Linked DNA regions of Mus musculus: region 1 is linked to region 2. A link is a loop called in an ENCODE intact Hi-C map of the cell type or tissue named here. Cell type or tissue: left cerebral cortex. All regions are shown on one strand.

Region 1 (5,000 bases), 45 kb after region 2:
TTTCCTTCTGTGTACAGGAGGGAGGTTTTTTGTGCTTTCCTCTATCACCCAGGTATTTGACGTCGTTAGCTAGCCTTAAAGAAACATACCCTTGAGTAAGGCAGTGCCTTTGGGCTGGCAGTTCCTGAAGAGTCAGTCTGTCAGCAACTAACATTGCCAGATAATGTATTTGGCCATGCATTGTAATGCCTTCCACTGCTTATGTAGGTCAGTATCACTCATGGGACATTTCTGCTTATCCCTTCAAGGAGTAGGTGGTGATGGGTAGAGTAGTTACTGCCAGTATGTAATGGCTAAAGCCAAAGATGGTTTTCAAGGCCTTATCACTCACAAAATGTATTCTCTTCCCCTGAGGAATTATCTAGTTCAAAATGCTAGTAATGTCTCTGGAATAACCCTGGTGCTGACTATGTGGAGTTAAACTCTGAGCCTTAAAGAACGGTATGCATTCCTTAAACAGCTTTATCTGAGCCCACCACCCAGTGTTATTTTTCTTCACTTAGATACTGAGAGCACTGTGAGGAAAGGAACCACTCTCAGACTTCCCCATATCTGCCTCTACCCTATTTCCACTGCCTCAACATAGACACCAAAGGGAAAGGTTATGAAGATTAATATGTAAATTGTTAGACACATGACAAGATTGCAAAATACTTTCATTTCCTCAAGTTTTTTTCATAAGAACATTGAGAAATGGATAAGTAAGTACCACTGTGGTGAATGTAAACAGAATGCAGGTCCGCTTTCATACACTGGGTAAAGGTAATTGCTGCCACGCCTGATGACTTAAGTGTGATGCCTGGGACACATGGCAGAAGAGGAGAGCTGACCTTCACAGTAGTACTGTGGCATCACAAAATTAATCCACAAATGTAGCACTGGCGTTGGAGATGGTTCTGTGGTTACGGACAATGGCTGCTCTTCTAGAGGACTCCCAGCACCCATGCAACAGCTCCCAACCATCTTTAAGTACAGTTCTAGGGGATCTGATGTTCTAGGGGTTATGGTTTCTACAGGCACCAGGTACACACATGGGCACAGTCATACATACAAGCAAAGCATACATATAAAATAAAAAGTAAATCATTTTCAAAATGTAATAAAATTTAAAACATACTTGAACGTATCATTACTCCATTCTATTTTCTCTCGTTCATTCGTCCTCTGTTGTTAGAGTTGTTTATAGATATTTTAGCTGATGGATTTTTAAGCATTACTCAAGAATAATGTGAACCATAACAGCAGTCATTTTATCACCACCCTAAGATATTCTTGCTGGTATTATTATATATATATTTATATGCATATGTGTATATATATATTATAAGTTTATATATAAAATAATACCAGCGATATATATATATATATGTGTGTGTGTGTATGTATGTATATATGTGTAATATGTATATGTATGTGTGGCTGTATATATGTGTGTGTATGTATGTGTATATATATATATATACACACACACATATACATATACATATACACACACATATACATATACATACATACATATATATATATATATATATATATATATATATATATATATATATCAAAATAAGTCTGGGAGTAATAAACAAGGTCAGATGACCCAAGAGAGATGAGCCATTGTGTGTCTAGTGGCTTCGGATGAGGAGACAACTCTTCTGACATTATGAAAAACACACTGGTTTCCTATGACAGTTTTGATTTATGTCTGTTTTCTTAGTATCACATTCATGTAAACTATAAGTTTTCAGGCATATATCCACTACAGTCAAAATATGGGACAGTTTTGCTCTTACAAAACAGCTCCGACTTATTGCTGCCTTGCATTCTAATTCCTCCCACTGTCAACTGCTCATCTTCTCTGTCTCTCTTGAGTAATTTGCCCTTTGCAGACTGTAATGTGGACATTCTTGTGTCCATATCTGACTGTCTTCTGCCGCTTAGTATACTATATATCAGACTCTCCTGTTGTCTGGGTAGTTCCCTGACACAGGCTCACCACAGTCATTTACCATTCCTACTGAAGAACATTTGTATTAGTTCAGTCTTGGAAAGCAATGAAAAAAGTTTCTATAAACCTTCCAGTGCAGGTTCTGTGAGAACATAGTTTTCATCTCTCTTGGGTGAGGTCCAAGGAGTGAAGAGGTGAGATCTAAGGTTGATGTTTAGTTTTTTTCAGGAATCTGTCTGGTTTACAGGGTAACTACACTGTGTTACATTCCTGCAAGCAATATGCTATGATTTTATTTTGTATTTCCCCAGTATATCTTGAGGGTTTCTGTGTTAAACATCTTGTCATCTGCCTAGCAGCTATGAATTTCTAGTCTTGGTCAAGTTGCTTGTTTTCTTGTTGTTGAACTTTGATTGTTTTGGTTTTTTGAGATGGCATCACTGTGTAGCCCTGGGTGGCCTTGGACTCAGGCATTCTGCCCCTCCACCCCCTGAATTCTGGGAAGATACGCACCTCCACACCTGAACCTTTGTTGTTGAGCATTGAGACTTCTTCATTTTCAAATATGTATCCTTTTTCAGATACATAATTTGAAAATATTTCTCCTAGTGTTGGCAGTTTGTCTTTCCACTCTTTTAGCAATATCATTCACAGAGAAAGGGTTTTAGCTATGGTAAACATGAATTTGCCATTTTAGACTTGGAAATGATAGCACAAATACATAGTCCTTGACTTGAGAGGCAGAGGCAGAAGGGTTATAAGATCCAGGCTAGTGTAAGCTACAAAGTGAGACTGATTCAAAAAGACAAAACAAGAATTACCATAAAAAGTAAATCTTAAAGACCCTGTCTTATATTTTAAAATTAAAAATAAAAAGAACACCACCCATTTGAGCAGTTTCCTTCATAATTACACAAGAAGACCTCTGACTGATTTTGTGAGTCTTGGTGCTGACTCATGCAGTCGGTGACAGCCAAGCACTGGGATTGGGTAAGGATGCGGTGTCAGCACCAGCAAGATGGCTCAGCGTGGATAAAGCTTTTGCCCATGTAGTCCTGATGGACTTCAAGCCCAGGAAGCCTCGGAGGAAATGGAGAGCCAGCTTGTGAAAGTCGTCCTCTGCCCTCTGCCATGGACCGCTGTGGCGCATGTGTGTCGGCACGGCCACGCAGTTAACTGTACTCATGAAACTCAGCATTAAAAGAGAATATTCAAGTTTGGGTGGCAGATTTGCTACTTAACTCACTCTACTAGTGGGACTCAGCATCTATTGTCTAATGACTCAAAATATAAATCTTTTTTTAAACACAGAAAAAAGTAACCTCCTGCTTCTCCTTTTCTCGCAGTGCATTTAAGTTTTGACTCGGTGTTATAAAATCTTTTTATTCATGAATCATAAGTAATTAATAAAGACTATTTTAGTAATTTTTATAAACATCTTGTACTCTCCACTCATCGTAGTTCCTGATTTTATCAGATGTGCTTATAGAACTTAGTCTGAAAGTCAGAGTTTGGGATGGAGGGCAGGGTTTCCATCTTCAAGTTAAAGTTTTTACTCCTAAGACAGCAGTTAACAACACCGGCAGTCAGACTCATTCTTCCACAGTCCAGCTGCTCTTCCCTCCTCCTGCTGTTCACCTTGCTCTGTAATTGAGGGACATCACTCAGGTACTTGGCTTTATCTGTCTCACTGCTGTCTTGGAAGGTGATAGAGGCTGGACCTGGACGTGGAGGGCCTTTAACCACCAGTGGTTGCTCTTCCTTTTCTCAAGTCCCCTGACTCTACTTTCTCTCCACTGGAGAGGTCTACTTTTGTTTTTATTTTAGAATGTAAACATTCTGCATATGGTCCTTTTAGAGTTTTGGATTTTTTGAAGCAGGCTTTCATATATCCTAGAATGATCTTGAACCCTTGATCCTGTCTTTACCTCCCCAGTGCTAGGGTTATAGGTGTGCCTGTAACTGCCAATGCCACACTGTCCAGTTTGCGCAATGTTAGGGAGGGAGCTAAGCAAGCACCTCCCAGCTAAACCACACTCCCAGCCCTCTGCATATCAATAGTTTACAGTTTTATATTGCACTGATAGTCAACTGTAGAATACAAAGCCCTTCGAACACTTTGGCCTGGTTTAATCGATTCCTTTCAACTTTTCTTTACTCTTATTTCATTTGTGGATTCTTCTTGTTTTTCTACCCCCCCCCCCCAATTATTGTCATAACTACTTATGCTATTGGTAACTCAGAAACTCTTGTCTGGGTGTGGTGACATTAATAATCCCGGTCTTCTCTGTGAGTTCGAGAGCAGCCTGATCTACATAGTGAGTTCCAGACCAGCCAGGGCTGCTGAGACCCGGTCTCAAAAGATACAAGTAATTAAACAAGTAAAATACTTCAGAAATATTTTCCATTCTCGTAACTGCTTTCTTCTAAGGAAAACAGGTCACCTATGAGTCTTATGGGGATATGCTTGATAGAATTAATCCTCATATACTAATTTATATTTTATATTTTAAGAAATAAACATATATACAATTATTATTTAGATGCATGTTGTTGCTTCTTAAATTTTCAAGTTTCCTTTCATTTACCATTGACTGACCCAACTACTTCACAAAAAGTTCTCTCTTCACAAAGTCTAATATCATGAATATTTCTCTGAACCAAGAGGTAAGCTAATATACAGGGTTATTTAATATAATTCTCACAACGGTCCTGTTAATGAGGTGCTATGATTGTCTTAATTCTGCAAGTGAGTTCATTGATAAGCAATGAGACAATTAGTCAATGATGGCTGTTCACTTCACAGCTCATTTCAATACCAATATTGATCTGAGTCACTGTAATACATTCAGGGATTATTAACAAGCTTAGTTGAGTTTTAGTTGCTGGAAGCTAGAGGAAAATCCTTCAAGCCCTGAAGCCGTGGAGGTTTTTGTATAAAACTGCTGCTCAGGCAATTGTGTCTCATTCCTCTTAGGTCATGGAGGAACTCTTCAAGGCGACCACGGAGATGGTTCTCTCACACTGTCCTGAAGATGTTGAATTGTGTCACCAG
Region 2 (5,000 bases):
GTGTCTCTTGCAGAGACAAGATCTTGGAGCCGGGGTTCTAATGCTCCAGGCAGACACATTGATGACTCTGAAGAACTTCCTTGTTTAGAAACTGAGTGCTGGGGGGGAACAGCAGCTCCAGGTGTCCTGGGTGTGCCTCACCTGGCCTGGAGTTCAGCAACTAGAGCAAGAGCCTTCCACTGGGTGGGTCCTGTGGGGCAAACAGAGGCGTGTGGTTTGGCTGTATCATCTAGGTCAGTGGCTCTCAACCTGTGGGTCTGAACCCCTTTGTGGTTTGCATCTCAAATACCCTGCATATCATATAGCTATACTATGCATTATAACAGTACCAAAATTATAGTTATAACAAAATTATTTTATGGGTGTGGGGTCACCACAATATGAAGAACTATATTAGAGGGTCTCAATGTTGGGAAGGTTGAAAACTACTGGTCCAGGTAGAATTTCTGTCATAGTAAGCTATGAGGAAGGGTAAACAGGACTGACCTCCAATGCAAACGCTATAGGCTTCTTCATCCATACTAATTTTTGGTAGATTGTTCTAACTAGATCTTTCTTTGTTTGCTGTGCGTTCTTGGACTGTTTCTAGTGATCCTAATGGTTGTTTCCTTTTGTCTTTAATAACTTTTACCAGTTTCACTGAGGAATAGGTCGGAAGACCATCTTAAAATAAGGGGAAGGAAAAGGCTATTCACTTTACCCCTATATACTGACCTCAGTTTTTGAATGATGTCATAGTTAGAAGTTATAAGAATTAACTGAATGGCATGCAGGAAAACTTAATCAGAAAGTACCATAGATATGCTGACGACACCATTTTCCTTTCCCAACTGTTGTTGTACTTTCTAAAATAAAAAGATGTAACTTTAATTTTTTCAAACCTTATTTTTAATGATGGTTCTAAAATGCTTTAACCTCCCTTGTAGCACACCAGGCTACAAGGCACTTACCAGAGATAGTGGGAAAGAAAGGATAGGGGGAAGTGGACTTCCTTAGAAAGATTCTTTGGAGCAACTCTGTGTTGTCTGGAAATTGGCAGTTCAGTTCACAGGTCAGCAGCAGCTCGATCCACTCGTAAACACTTCATGGATACACCAGCAGTCCAGTTCAGTAGAGTTGGGATAGCAAACACGAATCAGCAGTGGTGGCACGACCTTGCAGAGACAGCCAGGCTTCAGCCTCCACACGAATCAGCACCCGAGGGACCCGAGAAGTTCTCCCCTGTGCCTCTCTCAGGGAAGCGAAGATCAGCAAAGATCAAGACCTGCAAGTGTTGCGCAGCCTCGGTCACTGTCCATTGAGTCCTATTTATACTCTCTCCAAACATCACATGTCTTCCATATTACTACCCAAATAATACTGTTTTCAATGTACTATATCTACTTCATTTATCAGTAGTTCACACTGCTCTTAATGAGAATCTGCCTTATTCCTTTAAGGGTGCTTACTATTCCAGGGCACTACCACATGTGCCTTGGCATATTGGAATTATTCTTTACTGTGGAATTTTAATTATTTACACTCCTTCACTGTCACTTGTGAAGTTTCATTGAATATTACTATGTCTAATTTTGCACACATGAAAATAGTTATGGCACTGTATTAATTACCTTTATGCTGCTGTTATAAAATGCCCTTATAAAAAGCAGTAAAGAAGAGAGGGTTTGGTTTAGCTTAAATTCCCAGAGGAATGGAGTCCATCATAAGAGGTGAAGCATGGCATGGTGGTCAGGAGCTGGGTGCTCATGTTTTTATCCACACACAGGAGGCAGAAGTGGGCATGAGATGGGGTGAAGCTGTGAACCCTCAAAGCCCACCCTAGTGATGTAACTCCTCCAACAAGACTATACCTCCTAAAGGTTCCATAACCTCCCCAAATAGCACTGCAGACTGGGGACAGAGTGTCTAAATAAGCTGTGGGGGACTATTCTCATTTAAATCACTGCACACTGCTACAGTAATGGCATGTGGGAAACACGTGTATTTTATGTTTTGATTGATAGTTCACCATTATTTACTTCTACTAGTGATAATTATGGGGGAGTTGTTTTGGGTTTAGATTTTAACAAATCAGTATGGAACCAAGTTTGAATTTTTAAAAATTTAATATTTTAAAAATTAAAAAGTTTATGTTTTAGTCTAAGTTTTGAGAACTTTGAAAGAGCTAATTTTAATAGAAGACAGAAATGTCAGATAAAGAGAAGTGTGTTAGGCTACGGCACTGGTCAGTGTCTGAAACCCGGTATGAAGTGCCACAGCTCAGCCTGCTTGTTATTTGTTAACATTGTTTTCCTCCTTTAAAGAAAGACTTTATTTTTATTCAACCCCGCATCCCCAAGCCTCACCAGCTGATCTGAAGAGTAGCAGGCCCTTTTGTCTTTTATTTGTCTTGTTCTTTCTCAGCCGCTCAGCAGGAAAGCAGACAGTTTACAGTCTGAGCTCATAACTTCCTTTCCTGTGCAGCAACAGTTGCCAGGATGAAACCTCTCTCAGCTGAGCATGGGTGTTCTTGTTGGTGGGTGTTCTGGAATGCAGATGGCCCTAATCCTAAGGCAGAAAGTTCAGTGTATACCAAGATACACATTTGTAGCAACTGAAACACAGAAGGAGGCTGGACTTACTGGAGTGGCTAGGCAGGGGGAGTCTTGTTAACAACGTGCTTGGCAAAGTGAAGCGCAGTTCTCTGCCACTCCTGTTCCCCTTGGTCTTCATTTCATTCTACGATGCCCTCTAAGGACTTGTCAGGACAAATTCCTGTAGCACTTCCCGAAGCCTATTTAAGCACAGATGGATAGGAATCTTTTATTTCCCTATTACCAAACTGTAAATCCTTGGAGACTGCATAGCAAGGTTTGTCCTTAAATGCTCAAAATTCTATACTTTGGTGCTAGGGAGATGGCTCACTTGGTAAATTGATTGCTGCCCAAATGTAAGGACCCCAGTTCAGATCCTCAGCACCCATGTAAAAAATTGATACTTGTAACCCCGGTGATGGAGGCAAGGGATCCTGACGGCTCCCTGGACATCCAGCCTAGTCAAAACAGTGAGCTCCAGGGTCAGAGAGACACCCTAGCTCGGAAAATAAGGTGTGGAGGTGATTGAGGCATGCACACACGGACACAAGTTCACCACACAGGTGGAGGTGAGGGAAAATTCTATACTTTGGAATGGTTTTTTTTTTTTTGTTGTTTGTTTGTTTTTATTTGTTTGTTTTTATTTTTTCGAGACAGGGTTTCTCTGTATAGCCCTGGAGCTCACTTTGTAGACCAGGCTGGCCTCAAACTCAGAAATCTACCTGCCTCTGCCTCCCGAGTGCTGGGATTAAAGGCGTGCACCACCACTCCCGGCTCTTTGGAATGATTTTTATAGACTCATTCTGGGCCTGGCAGTGGTGGTGCACACCTTTAATCCTAGTACTTTAATCACACGGATTAATTCTTTAATCTTGCAGAGGCAGACAGATCTTTGAGTTTGTGGCAAGCCTGGTCTGTGAGTTCCAGGACAGCCGGGACTGGCCGGGACTACACAGAGAAACCACATCTAAAAGAAAACAAAACAAAAAATCATTCTGAATACCATTGCCCTCATCATAGCATTATGGAAAAGCAAGCACTATAGGAACAAGCTGGAGTGTAAGTACTAGTAATTGGACTGCTGTCTGAGAACCTGGACTCTAGTACTGATCTTACCCTAAACAGGTTATGCATGGCATTTGACCTAACACTTAATATTTCCATTTTAAGCAGTGGTGTCTAAGTTGTTATAGCTCAGGTCCTTTTGAATCTTTATTATATCTGTATCATGAAACATTATAATAAAGCATTCCAAAGTATAGAATTTTCCCTCACCTCCACCTGTGTGGTGAACTTATGTCCGTGTGTGCATGCCTCAATCACCTCCACACCTTATTTTCCGAGCTAGGGTGTCTCTCTGACCCTGGAGCTCACTGTTTTAACTAGACTGGATGTCCAGGGAGCCCTCAGGATCCCCTGCCTCCATCATCGGGGTTACAGGTATCAATTTAGCCTTCTTGGAATCTCTCAATTGAGATTAACACCCCCCCCCCCCCCAAACCCCCCGGGCATGGAGCGTGAGTGAAGATGGGTACTATTCGACATTTCCTTCATGATCTTGAAGAGAAGTTGCAGATTGGAATAAACAGGCAACAGCACGTAGTTTTGTCTGTAGACCTTTCAGGCTTGTGTGGCATGCTGCTGCTCTACCCATTATATTCTCAACTTTTCCATTCTGGGATTATGAGGAAACAGAAGTGAGGGCGAGGGGACAGAGTAGAGGACAGGAAAAGCAAAGGGGCTGAGTAGCCAGCCTGTGAGCGTTCGCTCAGCTGCCGTGGAGGTTAAGTAAACTTTCCGTCACAGACTGCGTTCTTTTCCAGGGTTAGCTCGCTGCTGCTGGCTTCTCCTCCCTGCACTTCACAGGGAGACAGCTGACTTGTGTGGGTTTTTCTACAGCAGTCCCTCGAGACTGAAACTACTCAGCTATATTTGTTCTGCTGTGAGAACAGATAACTGGGAGGCAATTCAAAACATTTGTTTAATATTTTCTTGGAAATCCTTAAAGAAGCAAAGGGTTTTACACCTTGATTTAAAAAATAAAAATAAAAAGGTCACTGGTTCTACGCATCCTAAAATGTTTGGTGATTCTTAGTTTCCTGTTTCTTTCAATGCTTTTTTTTTTAGCTTCTAATAGCAGAATAACCTAGGAAAGTGTTTTGCTCTGATAACTTTTATATGACCAGGGAGAGGTTGGTTGGCCCATAGAGTAGCATGGGAAAGATTTTAATGTCATTTGTTGCATTAGTTTCATATATATTTGCCCAAAGGTTTTGTCTAAATAAAATCTTACACTGAGACTCAATCTATAAAGGAGATAAAAAGTGGTAGGTATTAACGAGGTAGCTTATGTCTGGTTTGTGTAGGAAATCAATCATGAGTGAATGACAGTAGGGACCTGGGAGATTGTGGAGAAAGTCTCCCTAC

What was found. Hi-C counts contacts between places; a loop is a spot of excess contacts. Peaks named below come from ENCODE experiments on the same cell type or tissue, not always from the same donor. Only the 100,000 strongest peaks of a DNase experiment are listed, where the experiment ranks them.
Region 1: it touches region 2 in a loop (1.8-fold over the local background); 2 of 42 quality-filtered maps call a loop at or near these places.

What each region holds. Positions count from the first base shown.
Region 1 is chr7:97,026,416-97,031,415 of GRCm38, forward strand. It overlaps Nars2 (asparaginyl-tRNA synthetase 2 (mitochondrial)(putative)), which reads left to right. Exons shown (of 14, transcript NM_153591.4): 8 at 4,923-5,000. Among named protein-coding and RNA genes, the nearest start is that of Gab2, 53 kb to the right of the region's middle. In left cerebral cortex, no CTCF peak of the experiment used is centred here; a DNase peak (open chromatin) is centred at 2,986.
Region 2 is chr7:96,981,612-96,986,611 of GRCm38, forward strand. All of the region lies in intron 5 of Nars2 (asparaginyl-tRNA synthetase 2 (mitochondrial)(putative)), which reads left to right. Among named protein-coding and RNA genes, the nearest start is that of Nars2, 33 kb to the left of the region's middle. In left cerebral cortex, no CTCF peak of the experiment used is centred here; DNase peaks (open chromatin) are centred at 2,504 and 4,430; H3K4me3 peaks cover 465 bases; H3K27ac peaks cover 874 bases.